Linked DNA regions of Homo sapiens: regions 1 and 3 are each linked to region 2. Evidence: read pairs that join two places in POLR2A ChIA-PET (ENCODE). Cell type or tissue: Caco-2. All regions are shown on one strand.

The links. Peaks named below come from ENCODE experiments on the same cell type or tissue, not always from the same donor. Only the 100,000 strongest peaks of a DNase experiment are listed, where the experiment ranks them.
Region 1: POLR2A ChIA-PET joins it to region 2 with 5 read pairs; 2 of 35 experiments call an interaction of 5 or more read pairs at or near these places.
Region 3: POLR2A ChIA-PET joins it to region 2 with 7 read pairs; 8 of 35 experiments call an interaction of 5 or more read pairs at or near these places.

What each region holds. Positions count from the first base shown.
Region 1 is chr12:51,020,154-51,025,153 of GRCh38, forward strand. All of the region lies in intron 1 of SLC11A2 (solute carrier family 11 member 2), which reads right to left. Among named protein-coding and RNA genes, the nearest start is that of SLC11A2, 3.7 kb to the right of the region's middle. In Caco-2, no CTCF peak of the experiment used is centred here; no DNase peak of the experiment used is centred here; H3K4me3 peaks cover 650 bases.
Region 2 is chr12:51,397,403-51,402,402 of GRCh38, forward strand. It overlaps a transcript of SLC4A8 not described here. Among named protein-coding and RNA genes, the nearest start is that of GALNT6, 8.5 kb to the left of the region's middle. In Caco-2, no CTCF peak of the experiment used is centred here; DNase peaks (open chromatin) are centred at 2,679 and 3,000.
Region 3 is chr12:51,315,820-51,320,819 of GRCh38, forward strand. The region is part of intron 1 of BIN2 (bridging integrator 2); the gene reads right to left. Among named protein-coding and RNA genes, the nearest start is that of BIN2, 5.9 kb to the right of the region's middle. RefSeq lists enhancers at 3,066-3,125, 3,406-3,575 and a silencer at 4,826-5,000. In Caco-2, no CTCF peak of the experiment used is centred here; DNase peaks (open chromatin) are centred at 2,742 and 3,175.

The DNA of each region.
Region 1 (5,000 bases), 380 kb before region 2:
GTGATCCTCCCACCTCAGCCTCCCAAGTTCCCAAGTAGCTGAGACTACAGGCACGTACCACCACAGCTGGCTTTTTTTTTTTTTTGTAAAGGTGGGGTCTTGCTATGTTACTCAGGCTGGTCTCAAACTCCTGGGCTCAAGTGAGGTATTATTTTTTACACTGGAGTAAGTTTATCCTGTTTTCCTCTTATTAAAATGAATTTGATATAAAATGATACACAGAAAAAAAAAGTCAGGTTGAAGACTGATTATGTGTACTTCATGGTAAACAGTGAAAAGCCCCTGTGGTAAGTATTCATTTTAGAAAAAGGCCTCAAAACTCTAATCCCCTCTACTCAAGTGGGTAATATTAGAATGTCTTCAACCAAAAGCCACACAAACACACTCAGTTTATAAAGTACAAACAGAGCTGCTATTATACAATGCGCTTAACATGAACCAGTCTCTCTCTCTCTCTCTGGCATAATGGCCACTGAGATACAGTCAGGCCTCTGTAACCCTGGGTTCCACATTTGTGGTTTCAAACAACTGCAGATCAAAAAGATTTGGGGGAAAAAACGGTTGCTTGTGCCTGTACTGAACATATACACCATTTTTTTCTTGGTATTATTCCCTAAACAATACAGAACAATTATTTACATAGCAATTACATTGTATTAAGTATTATAGACCCAGTGCAGTTGCTCACACCTGTAATCCCAGCACTTTGGGAGGCTGAGGCAGCCCAGAAATTTGAGACCAGCCTGGGCGACATAGTGAGACATTGTCTCTACAAAAAATTTAAGAATTAGCCATGTGTGATGGCCACACTCCTGTAGTCCCAACTACTCAGGAGGCTAAGGTGGGAGGATCCCTTGAGCCCAGGAAGTCAAAGCTGCAGCGAACCATGATTGCACCACTACGCTCCAGGCTGGATGACAAAGCGAGACCCTGTCTAGAAGAAAAAGAGGGGGATTATAATTGATATAACTAATCTAGAGGTGATTTTAAGTACATGGGACGATGTACATAAGTTAAATGCAAATACTACACCATTTTATAGGGACTTAAGCATCATCCCAGGATTTTGGTATGCATGTGAGTGAGGTCCTGGAACCAATCCCCTACAGACACCAAACCATACTTTGCATGCCCTAGTAATAATCTCAAAATTGGAGACATCCTATTTAACTTACAAAACCACAATTTCGGGCCAGGCGCGGTGGCTCACACCCATAATGCCAGCACTTTGGGAGGCAGAGGCAGGTGGATCATTTGAGGTCAGGAGTTCAAGACCAGCCTTGCCAACATGGCAAAACCCCATCTCTACTAAAAATACAATAATTAGCCAGGCAGTAGTGGCACGTGCCTGTAATCCCAGCTACTTGGGAGGCTGAGGCAGGAGAATCGCTTGAGCCTGGGAGGCAGAGGTTGCGGTGAGCTGAGATCACACCACTGCTCTCCAGCCTGGGTGACATAGTGAGACCCTGTCTCAAAAAAAAAAAAAGACAACCACAACTTCAACTCAACACCAAGTTTGCTGTTTCTCACCTGAGCTGGACTTTTAAGTGTTTTGTAGTTGAATGAAAAACCTGACATTGAGACCATCTTAAGATAAAGAAAAAAGAAAAAGAGAAAGTGGAGAAAATGTTAGGAAGCAAGAAGAGGAGGGGGGAGGAAGATGTAAGGAGGAAGAGTACAGCTGATAATGAAACCAGCTGCCTGGGTGTCAAAAACGATAACAGTTGGGAGAAATGTGGCCAGGCTGTCAAGGAGTACTTATCTTTTAAACAAAAATATCACACATCAACCAGAGACATCAGAATTAGAAGGGGCTGGTACCCATTAAATACAACTCTTCACCTTCTCCCATCAGCACTCTTGAGGCTTAACCAGCTTCCAAATCTCCCTGAATGCTCACAAGTCAGGGTCACTAAAGTCTTACTTCCAGTGACTATAGCTTCGTCTTTGTTCTTCCCAACTCTGTGTGAGCTTCCTCTAAACTTCCTCCTAACCAGAAGTTTACAGCAGTGTGTTTCCTTTTGGGGGACAAACCTGGCCTCCTGATCTGACACCTCTATCATGGAACACAATGCCAAGCTCTGTGAACAATTTCAAAGACCCCTTTCTATTGGAATAAGAAAATTCCCTATTAGACTGGCCATGGTGGCTCACATCTGTAATCCCTTAGCACTTTGGGAGGCTGAGGCGGGAGGATTGCGTGAGCCCAAAAGCTTGAGACCAGCCTGGGCAACATAGCAAGAAACCCAGTCTCCATTAAAAAAAAAAAAAAATTACTTTTTTCCAAAAAAAAAAAAAAAAAAATCCCCTATTAAACCAGCCTATACCTACTTCTTGCCTCAGAAAATATGTTTTGTCCTCACACTTAAGTAGCTTTTCTCTGGCAAATATGAAGAATTTTCATTAGATTACATTCAACCCATTTTTCCTAATGATGGATATTGGCTCCCAAATGATGTAGATTGACCTTAACAACTTTAAGTAAATATTGTCCTCCAAGTTTCTTTTCCTAAAAGCAAAGAAAAATTAAGACAATATATACTACAAGATTCTCCAGCCTTTAACAAGCCTCTTTCTGCTCTTTGAAACCTGGTAAAGTTTTAATAATTAACTTGTAGCTTTCTTCTTTCATTTCCTAGGAGTTTTAACAGCTATCAGCTTAGTAGAGATGAGACCAAAACAAACACAAACCTGACACAAAATGACTTATCGGCAATAAGCACCAAAACAAGACTAAAAACCCTAATTTGTTCCTTATGCCAAAAAATATAAATTACTTTAACCTGAAATTAAAAGTGGAAGAGAAGTTAGGCCATTTTGATCATTGCTGGCCAATTGTTTTATATTCCATTATGATTTCATTAAAATATACCTTATTATATACATGTCATTTTATTGTATCTAGAATATTCCTGATGATGCCTTGAAGGCTCTTCTTTGTGTCTCAAGGGGCCAATTAATGTAAATTGCTCCATAAATATTTGTTAAATTATAAAAAGAATAAATGGCAAGGCTGGGCGCAGTGGCTCATGCCTGTAATCCCAGCACTTTGGGAGGCCAAGGCAGGAAGATTGCTTGAACCTAGGAGTTCAAGACCAGCCTGGGCAATATAGTGAGAACTCAACTCTACAAAAAAATTAAAAATTAGCTGAGCATGGTGGCGCAAGCCTGTAGTCCCAGCAACTCAGGAGGCTCTAGTGGGAGGATCGCTTAAGCCTGGAATGTGGAGGTTGCAGTGAACCAAGACTGAACCACTGCACTCCAGCCTGGGCAAGAGAGCGAGACCCTGTCTCAAAAATATAAAAATAAAGAATAAATGGCAGCAAGTAAGTGAGACATGGTCTGCATCTTCTAATTCATTATATTCCGCTCATTCAAATGCCCCTACCTTTTTTCCCAGAATGTTTTACTCAAACTACAGAGCCTCAGAGAGATGATAATAATGACAATATTAGGGCAGCAGACTTCCCTTTCTGCCTCAAACACACTCAGTTCTTTAAAGGTGTCATTCCCATGCCTCTCAGGGAAAAACAGATTACAAAGACATTGTCCTTCACTCTTACCAGGCCAACTTCCAACTTTAAATCCTAAAGAAGTATTAAACTGGTTGGGCACGGTGGCTGGCACCCAGGGGCTCAAGACAACCTGGGCAACCTAGTAAGACTCCATCTCCACAAAAAAATTTTTAAAAATTAGGGGTGGTGGCATGCACTTGTACTCCCAGCTACTAGGGAGGCTGTGGCAGGAGAATCACTTGAGCCTGGGAGGTCAACCCTGCAGTGAGCTGTGATCATGCCACTGCACTCCAACCTGGGTTACAGAGCCAGACCTTGTCTTGTGGGGGGTGGGAGGGGAAGTCTTGAACTCTCTTATTCCAAAACTAAACAACTAAACTTATACCAACTGCACTTCAACTAAATTTGGCCAGCATGCAGCTGAAGTAAGCAATGTTTTTTTTCATAAACTTAAAGTTTCTCATTTTCTGACTAGTTCCTAATAATGCTATGTGTATAAATAGCCGCTTCTTTGAAGGGAAGAATTAGAAGACAAAGCAGTCTTCCACTGGTGTATCCCAGATAGCACCACGAGAATATGAGAAGGCTTTTTAAGGCCATAGGAAGGGCAGATATCTGTCAGCAGACATTTGTACGTATGTGCATGGTGAGGAGGCAGAGAATAAAGATGTCTTTGATTCAACAACACTCACCCAAATTCTTAGCAATGAAAGTCAAACAAGAAAGATCTGGCAGGGCGCGGTGGCTCACACCACCCCAGCACTTCGGAAGGCCGATACAGGTGGATCACTTGAGGTCAGGAGTTCCAGACCAGCCTGGCCAACATGGTGAAACCCCGTCACTACTAAAAATACAAAAAAAATTCGCCAGGCATCAAGAGGCTGAGGCAGGAGAATCGCTTGAACCCGGGAGGCAGAGGTTGCAGTGAGCCGAGATCGCGCTATTACATTCCAGCCTGGGCAACAAGAGCGAAACTCCGTATCAAAAAACGAAAGAAAGAAAGAAAAAGATCCTACTTTGTAGATATAATTCTCTAACCTTCACTGAGTCATAACTGAACCAAAGCTGCCTACTAGCTTTGTAGAGTAATCCAAGGGACCACTGCTGATTTCCTAACATTAGAGTAAGATTAGATTCATAAGAAGCTTCCCCATTCCTTAACAAGAAGTGCTGCCAGGCTACCCAGAAATTCCCCTCCCGAGTCCCACTGCCATTCCGGAAACATGAGAAACCAAGTATGCTGCAATCATGGCCTTTTTAGTACTGGCTCCAAAATAAACTGAGTAGGCCAAGCAAGACTGTCAATGAAATACTGTCCAATGAAAAAATAAACAGCCGAAGGTTTCAGGTTTCATTTACCCAACACAGGTATCACAATAAATGACCTAGTATAATGATAGTTTCCAACCGTATTTAATAAAACAAACACGCAGCAGAAATCCTCTAGTCACATATAACTACACTATACCCTCAGATCAAAGTTAA
Region 2 (5,000 bases):
TCCAATTTGGCTTAGCATGGCATTGGATTGGGACGTGGACAAAGAACATAAAGAGAACAGAGAGGAGAATAAGAGACAGGGAGAAGGGTTGAAAGAGTCAGGTGGGATGGGGAATATATTATTTTTCCTAATGATCCAAATATCACATTTTCAATGTGCAAAATTTCAGATGCACAGAAAATCACAAAAAAAGAAGACAAGTTATCCATAATTATGTTACCTAGAGATAACCAATGTTGCTATTTTGGTATGATATAGTCTGCTCTTTTTCTATGCATATATGATTTATATGTACATATAAATTTCATCAATTCTAAGGTGCATTTTTAAAAATCTTTAACATATCTGAAATTGGTATGTATCTTAAATTGATGGTGTTATAACTTAGCAGTGTTGGATAATGCCTGTAATCCTAGCACTTTGGGAGGCTAAGACGGGAGGATTGCTTGTGTCCAGGAGTTTGAGACCAGCCTGGGCAACATAGTGAGACCCCTGTCTCTATAAAAAGTACAAAAATTAGCCAGGCATGGTTGTGTGTGCCTATAGTCCCAGCTACTCGGGAGGAGGCTGAGGTGAGACCCAGGAGGTCTCAAACTCCTGAGCTCAAGTGATCCACCCACCTCAGCCTCCCAAAGTGCTAGGATTAAATCCGTGAGCCACTGCGTTCTGCTCGAGTATCCTTATTTTTACAAGTGAGAATTTTATAAGCACAGCAGTTCCCTGTAACTGCAGTCTGAGCCCTTAGCCACTACTTTTTGCAAGTCTGTCTCTCCATTTATTCAAGTTTCTAGTTTATGATCCTCAGAAAAGTTTTCTAGTGTTCTCTCTCCTAATCTTTACAGCTCTTGTTAAAATGATTCCTTGGCATTTTATATTACCTATTTTAGGAGACTCTTGATCAGTCTTTCTTTTGTATAACCGAAGCCTCCTAATATCATACAATTAATAAGTGTTCCTCTCTTGGGGTTGTCAAACTGTAACTATGGACTTTCTACTTAAATCACACAAGATCATCTCCTTAAAAGCAATCAAGTGCCCAAGATCTGTCCTTTCACAGTAGAGAAATTTCACAACTGCAATGAATAAAACATCCAAATGCTTGTAAGATTTTGCTGTGAGAGCTTTTTCTGCTCAAAATTATGATTTCTTATTTAATATCTCTCTTTAAAAGAAGAAACATATGCACATTTAACCTTCTGAAATCTTAATTGGATTTCAATCTGACAGTTGTTTTGCCCAAAGAGAGGTAATAAAAGGGGCTATAAACTAACTCCGCAGAGCAAACAATCCTCCAGCTAAAAGCAAAACCTGTTATCTTCCCCTAAAAAAAGAGAAGTTTCTGTTTCTTTCTTTTTTTCTTTTTTTGAGAGAGAGTCTCGCTCTGTCGCGCAGTCTGGAGTGCAGTGGCCTGATCTCGGCTCATTGCAATCTCTGCCTCCCGGGTTCAAGCGATTCTCCTGTCTCAGCCTCTGGAGTAGCTAGGATTACAGGCGTGCGCAACCACGCCCAACTAATTTTTGTATTTTTGTAGAGATGGGGTTTCACCATGTTGGTCAGGCTGGTCTTGAACTCCTGATCTCAGGTGATCCACCTTCCTTGGCCTCCCAAAGTGCTGGGATTACAGGCGTGAGCCACCACACCTGGCTGAAGTTTCTGTTTTCTTAGACATTTGAAAAATCACAAATTTCATTAGGATTGAAGTCTATCTGATATTAATATTACTTTGGATTGTAAGTAAAGGAGAGGTGATAGAATAACTCATTGGTAGATGAGTCCAGATGTTTAATGTCCTCTTAATATCCTAAAATGTTTGCCTCATTGTTTATTAATTCCCGTGGAATCTTATTTACTTATTTTCAATAGGTGATATGTGCATATGGCAAAAAAAATCTAAAGCTCAAAAGTATAGTGAAGAGGGAGTCTCCCTCCTTCTCCCATCTGCAGTCACCTAGTTTTCCTCCCCAAAGGCAGCCACTGTTACTGATTTCTTTTGATTCTTTCTAGAAACATAGTTCAGAGGAGTCACCCTGATTTTGGCAAGTACTTTAAATAGCAGCTTCTTAATTTTTTTTTTATTACATTGCCCATAATGGTTAAAGTTATTTTAAAAGTAGTCCTCTTACTGAGCTCTCTTTGTGGCTCTGATAGATTTCCAGAGGATTCTCTTGATTTTCTAGGTAGACGGACATATCAGCAGCATTCAATTTTGGCAAAGTGAAAACAGTTTTGGAGTGAGACCTGGGTTGAATCCTGACTCTTCCAGCTGTCTGATCTTAAATCTAGCCTTTAAAACATGTTGGGCCAGGCGTGGTGGCTCACGCTTGTAATCCCAGCTCTTTGGAAGGCTGAGGCAGGCAGATCACGAGGTCAGGAGATTGAGATCATCTTGGCCAACATGGTGAAACGCTGTCTCTACTAAAATACAAAAAATTAGCTGGGCATGGTGATGCGTTCCTATAATCCCAGCTACTTGGTAGGCTGAGGCAGGGGAATCGCTTGAACCTGGGAGGTGGAGGTTGCAGTGAGCTGAGATTGCGTGACTGCACTCCAGTCTGGTGACAGAGCAACACTTCGTCTCAAAAAAAAAAAAAAAAAAAACCATGTTGGCACTGTCCAAAGGTAGCACAGAGGTACGAAGTGGTCCCTCCTCCTGGGTGTGGTGGGTGGAGTGGGCAGAGGCCATGCAGACCCAAGCACTGCCCCTTGGCCCTCTCCTGGGTTTGTTCCACCTGGACCTGCAGATAAATCCAGAGGCCTTTGATCTCAAGGATTTCTAACCACCCAGAGATCAGGAGGAAAGACTGCAAAGGAAGCCCTAAAGTAGAATAACCTTTTCTTTCTCCATGAATGGAATGTAAGTTATGTTTGCTGAGGGCAGATTAAAATAGATTTTATTGTTTGAAATCAGGAATTTACAGAAACTCTTTGAAGAGCTACTATCATCGAAGACCTTTAAATCCCCCACTGTGGTAGTGGGCAAAATAGTCACGTACAATTGTAATGTGTATAGATGTGTATAGGTTTTCTCAGAGTTGGGACCCACTGCCAGGCAGGGAGTTGGTGGTATTTGATGCTGTTGTTTGGGGAGGAGTGGTACTAAGAAAAAAAACCATGGTTAGTGAGGAAAAAACAAAAAACACAAAACACACTCTCAGTTGCCCATAGAGTTATATCAGTTTGATGGGATACCCTAGAACACCTCAGGGGTCTGTGAATCCTTTAACCACTCAATGGAAAAGGTGACTGGGGTATAGATTGTCTAGTTTGTTTATATGACATAACTTTTTTCCAACGGTACTTGAGAGGAGTGTGAATGAACTCCTTTATATATATATATATATATATATATATATATATATATATATATATATATATACATACATACACACACACACACACATATATAAACATATATGTTTATATACGTATATAAACATATATGTTTATATACGTATATAAACATATATATGTATATACATATATATATATTTTTAAACAGGGTCTCACTCTGTTGCCCAGGCTGGAGTGCAGTGGCACCGTCACGGTGAAACGGGAAAGGTTCCCTTGTCCCCCTCACAGGGAGTGCAACAAGGGGAGTGGCTCGCTTCTTTAGGGCCCGGCTGCTGAAATCTCTATGGAACATACAGATGGGCAGGTTGTGGGGTTCAGATCCCACGGCAGCGTCTACCTTTGGACAGTGCCAACATGTTTTTCTTTTGTTTGTTTGAGACGGAGCGTTCCTCTGTCGCCAGTTAGTGTTTACAGCTCCTAGCCCCAGTGGGCGTGTGCTACCGTGTGCTCTTTTAATTTTGCCGTCTGTAGGCGGCTGTGCTAACCAGCTGGATTAGACCCTCTGCCTTATCGCGAGGTTTTCTGTATCCCGGGTTCTTGCCTTGGTGTACCGGAAAAATCAGATCATATGTGGGCTTGGAGAATGAGTGCAAGGTTTTATTGATTTTAAGTAGCTCTCAGTAGATAGGGGAGCCAGAAGGGAGATGGAGTGGAAAGGTGGTTTTCCCCTGAGTTGGGCCGCTCAGCAGCTGGGCTCTCCTCTGACTGCCCCAGGCAAACTCTATGTCTTTCCGTGGGCCGATGGCGTGCCAGCGTGCTGGCATCTGCCACTGCATGTTGGTATGCTCTTCCACCAGTGTATTCCTCTCGATGTCCAGCTGCCTGTGCGTTCCTCTACTGATCTGTTCCTCTTGACGTCCAGCCGCTTGTGTCTCTGCCCGCTCGGGTCTCGGGGTTTTTATAGGCACAGGATAGGACTGTGGTGGGCCACGGTGGTCTTGGGAAATGCAACGTTTGGGCATGAAAACAGAAATGCCTGTCCTCACCTAGGTCCCTGGGCACAGGCCTGGGGGTGCAGCCCTAGCCAGGGACCACCCCCTTCCCTTCCCAGCACTTCCCTGCCCCACTCCCATATCAACTCTTCAATGCAGCCTCAGCCTCCCCAGGCTCAAGCAATCCTCCCACCTCAGCCCCCTGAGTAGCTGGGAGTACAGACATGTGCAACCACACCCAGCTAATTTTTCTATTTTTTTTTGTAGAGATGGGATCTCCCTATGTTGCCCAGGCTGGTCTCAAACATCTGAGCTTAAGTGATCCTCCTCCTTCAGCCTCCCAAAGTGCTGGAATTACAGGCATGAGCCACAGTGTCTGGCCCCTTCGTATCTTAACCACCAGGAGAAACAGACCTGAAGTGATGCCTTGATATATGTGTGTTATGCAAGACTAGAGTAAGATTTGACAGGCATATATGGTTACAACAGGGGGTGAGCTCAGACTTTGAAAAGATATTGGCTTCACTCCCTAATCATCAAGACTTGGAATATCCTGGGATTCAGCTGTTGTTGAAGGGAAACCATTCCAGGTTTGCCAAACAATTGAGTGACTTAAGGGGTGCAAAGCTAGAATGCTTCAAGAATAGAGGGAGAAGAAGCCCTGCTGTGCTGATGGGCTCTCTATGGTGTTATCCTGTCCTGGCATTTGCTACCCCG
Region 3 (5,000 bases), 82 kb before region 2:
AATGCAAAAGACATGTGGATGAATAAGACCCAGTCTCTGTTCTCATAGGACCCTCACTTATAAACAGGCAATTACATGTAGTAAGAAAGCCCTGAGTCTTCTGCCTATAACCCCCATCTTGGAAGGAGATACCATCATCCTGCGAAGTCCAAGTTAGAATCTCGGGAGTTGCCTTCAACTACTTCTTCATCCTCTTCATTGAATCCCTCGCCATGTCCATCTCTAGAAACCATCTTATTCCCCTGGTCTCACTGCCACAGCCTTAGTCTAGGCCCTCACTGTTTATTACCTGGCCTGCTGCAATAGGTCTACTATGCTGCTGCTCCTTAAAATCTTCTAATGGTTCCCCATTCATCTGTTCAACAAATTTTTATTAAATGCCCAATATGGGCTAGGCGCGGTGGCTCATGCGCCCGGCCTTGGGAGGCCGAGGCAGGCGGATCACTTGAGGTCAGGAGTTCGAGACCAACCTGGCTAACAGGGTAAAACCCCGTCTCTACTAAAAATACAAAAAAAAAAAAAAAAAATTAGCCGGGAGTGGTGGCAGACGCATGTAATCCCAGCTACTTGGGAGGCTGAGGCATGAGAATCACTTGAGCCTGTGAGGCAGAGGTTGCAGTGAGCCAAGATTGTGTCACTGCACTCCAGCCTGGGTGACAGAGGGAAATTGTCTCAAAAAAAAGAGAAAAAAAAAGTCCAATATGTATCTTTAAGTAATAGTTCAAATTCTAGCATGCATGCAGGTCCCAAGGCTACATTAAGCTTCACTTCTCATACTCCTCCTCTCTGCAGGTCTCCTTTCCTAACACTTTTTTAGTTTCCCAAATAACCCACACTGTTGCTTGTCATAGATGCTGGTCCCTCTTTCTAGAATGCCTTTCCTCACCTTGTCTGCCAGGCAAGTATCTTACAAAACCCAGTTCAACTCCGTATCTTTTGTGATACTTAACCACATCCACTTCATCCCATTGATCGATTATTCACTCCCTTCCAAGTGCTTGCAACTTCTGTATCTTGTATACAGTCCAATTGTTGTTTTATTACTACTACTACTATTATTATTATTATTATTTTGAGACAGAGTTTCGCTCTTGTTGCCCAGGCTGGAGTACAATGGCGTGATCTCAGCTCACCACAACTTCCGCCTCCTAGGTTCAAGCAATTCTTCTGCCCCAGCCTCCTGAGTAGCTGGGATTACAGGCATGTGCCACCACGCCTGGCTAATTTTGTATTTTTAGTAGAGATAGGGTTTCTCCATGTTGGTCAGGCTGCTCTCGAATTCCCGACCTCAGGTGATCCGCCCGCCTCAGCCTCCCAAAGTGCTGGGATTACAGGTGTGAGCCACTGTGCCCGGCCTGTTTTATTATTTCTATTTGTTTATTCTCCTAAACTATAGGCTCCTTAAGGTTTAGGTACTTGCTTTGTTCATTTGGATTTCTCAGTATCCAGGAACTAGATATTTAATAATTGTAACAGGAAGGAGAGTAAGACTGATCTAGGAGAGGATATAGGACTGAATGAGTGGAGCCTTGGAGTAGGATTTTCTAGACTGAAATAGAGTATAGGGGCTAGGCGCAGTGGCTCACGCCTATAATCCCAACACTTTTGGAGGCCAAGGCGGGTGGATCATCTGAGGTCAGGAGTTTGAGACCAGCCTGACCAACATGGTGAAACCCCATCTCTACTAAATACAAAAAAAATTAGCTGGGTGTGGTGGTGCACGCCTGCAATCCCAGCTACTTGGGAGGCTGACGCAGGAGAATCGGTTAAAGGGTTGCAGTGAGCCAAGATTGCGCCATTGCACTCCAGCCTGGGCAACAGAGCGAAACTCTGTCTCAAAAAACAAAACAAAAAATTAAATTAAATTAAATTAAAAAAGAAAAAAAAGGCCGGGAGCGGTGGCTCACGCCTGTAATCCCAGCACTTTGGGAGGCAGAGGCGGGTGGATCACGAGGTCAGGAGATCGAGACCATCTTGGCTAACACGATGAAACCCCGTCTCTACTAAAAACACAAAAAATTAGCCAGGCGTGGTGGTGGGTGCCTGTAATCCCAGCTACTCAGGAGGCTGAGGCAGGAGAATGGCATGAACCCGGGAGGCGGAGCTTGCAGTGACCCGAGATAGCGCCACCGCAGTCCGGCCTAGGCAAAAGAGCAAGACTCCGTCTCAAGAAAAAAAGAAAAAGAAAAAGAAAAAAGAAATAGAGTATAAAGGGTGACAGCAGAAAGAGGATTCCAGTTAGAGACAACAGCATCAGGAAAATCATAGGAGTACACAGCTTCACTAGCTGGTTCAGCATGGCTGTTATGGGGAGTGGTGGGGAATGAAGCTAGAAAGGGAGACTGGAGTTTCATTGTGAAGGGCTTTGAATGCCATGCAAGAGTGCCCAGATCTGGGGAGTGTGGCAGGTTCTGTGGAGAGACTCTGATTCATATCTCCATTCTTTTTTTTTTTTTTTTTTGAGACAAGTCTTGCTCTGTCGCCCAGGCTGGAGTGCAGTGATGCCATCTCAGCTCACTGCAACCTCTGCCTCACCGGCTCAAGCCATTCTTCTGCCTCAGCCTCCCAAGTAGCTGGGATTACAGGTGCCCACCACCACGCCTGGCGAATTTTTGTATTTTTAGTAGAGACAGGGTTTCGCCATGTTGGCCAGGCTGGTCTTGAATTCCTGACCTCAGGTGATCTGCCCACCTCAGCCTCCCAGTGTTGGAATTATAGGCGTGAGCCACTGGGCCACCAGTATCTCCATTCTTAATCCGGGGGTGTGTCTCATTCCTGGAGCTCTTGCTGTAGTGGATAAGATCAAGCATTCTGGAGTTAGACAGATATGGGCTCCTATCTTGGCCTTTCTACTTACTGACTGTAAGTCTTCAGGCAAGTCATTAAAACTTTTGAGCCTCGGTTTACAGAACTCCCTTTCCCCCATTAGATAATATTTATCTCCTTGAGTTGTCAGGAGGATTAAATGATATTTTGCATGTAAATTGCTTTCTCAGAGCTGCCCTACAAAGAGCACTCAATAGGTACTCACTGTCATTATGTTTAGTTTTGCTCCCTTGCCTGTAAATGCTTATATTTTTGGTTTGGCCATATCTGTTTGGTTTGGCCATATCTGTTTTTGTCCGTCTCTAACTGCACCTCACTTGCCACCCAGCCCTGGATGTGCAGTCTGCCATCCTCCCTGGCTCCACCCTTCTCAGCTAACAAAACACTGTTCTCTACCAGAAAGTTGCAAAACCACCTTGTTAGTGGTAAGTGCAGCTCTTAACTTCCTTTCTGCTACCCCTCCCTTCCTTTGTCCCTAATTTGGTTCTTCTTAGGTGGAGAGGACAGAAAAAACAGAAAAGAGAAAACTCAGTCTAGAGTCAGTGTAAGGGATGACTGGGGCAGACCAATCTCCCCAATCCCCAAAAGGCTCAAGGCCAAAAGGCTTGGAGAGTGTGGGGTCGGGGGTTGGGGGGTACTGAGAGAAACTTCCTCACCCTCCAACTCTGAAAGTGAAAAGGTGTTACCACCCTGAAACATACCCCAGTACTCTGGAGCCAAAGTAATTTGTTGCCATAAGCAACAGGTACATGTTAGGGCACTTATACTGTGTCATGGGTGTTCTTCCCAACGAAAGACCCTTGAGGGAACAGGGTGTACAGATGCTAAACAGATGTTTGTTGAAACAATGAATAAATTCTACTTTTGGATCACTTCCTAATGAAAACCCATATAATGCTAATCCCTAAAATCCTGCTTTGAGAATTCTGTCCCAATTTATCTGGCCTGGCAGCTAAATTAGAATATAGATATTTAAGGAGAAAGAGCAAGAGCAAGGCAAAAAAGTAAATGTGGCAAAACGTTAACACTTGGTGAATCTGCATGAAAAATATTCCAGTGTTCATTGATTATTTATAACTTTTCTGTAGATCAGGGTTGGGGTGGAAATAGAGCTTTAAAAAAAATTACTACATATATCTTTGGTGGCTATAGTTCCCTACCATTGCCTCTCCCATAATCATTTATTATATTTTAGTTAATTCCCTCAATTGGGGTAATTTGCATAGGGCCTGGATATTTGATATTATAAAATTTTGCTAAAATTTTTTCTTAGGTGCAGTAAATTTTTGTGGTTATGTAGGAAATCTTTCTCTTTCCTTCCTTCCTTCCTTTTCTCCCTCTCTTTCTTTCTTACTTTCGAGACAGAGTCTAGCTCTATTGCCCAGGCTGGAGTGCAGTGGCACAATCTCAGCTCACTGCAACCTCCACCTCCCAGATTCAAGCGATTCTCCTGCCTCAGCCTCCAAGCAGCCAGGACTACAGGTGTGCACCACTAGGCTAATTTTTGTATTTTTTGGTAGAGATGGGATTTCGCCACATTGGCCAGCCTGGTCTCGAACTCCTGGGATTTCGCCACATTGGCCAGCCTGGTCTCGAACTCCTGACCTCAGGTGATCTACCCACCTCGCCCTCCCAAAGTGTTGGGATTACAGGCATGAGCCATGGCGCTTGGCCGGAAATCTTTATTTTTAGGATATATGATAAAGTAAGCTTTCCTTAAAAGGTCCTAATATACTTTTTCCAGCCTTTGCTCTGACCACTCCCTGTGCTCCAGCTGAGCTGTAGTTCTCACTCCAGTCTCCATGCCTTGCTTATGCTGGCACTTCTCAGCTAGAATGCTCTCTGATCACGTGTCTGAAAAACTACTAATCTCCCATAATTCCTATTTCAAATTCAGCCTCCACTATAAAACCTCTCGATTCTCCCCAATCCTTTTGTCCTCTGAATAGACCTGCATCTCTCAGGTCAGTTATTTTATTATCATTATTCTTTTTTTTTTTTTTTTTTAACTAGATCTTAAGCTTTTGGCAAAGCAAGAATGTCTCTTACCCCTAAATTCCCTGCTGGGTCCAGCCCAGTACCCTGAACAAAGGAGTTTTTCTGTAAATATTTGTGGAATTTAACCCTCTGGGATTTAAGCTGAGTAGATGTCAACAGAGGAGAAGACCAACAAA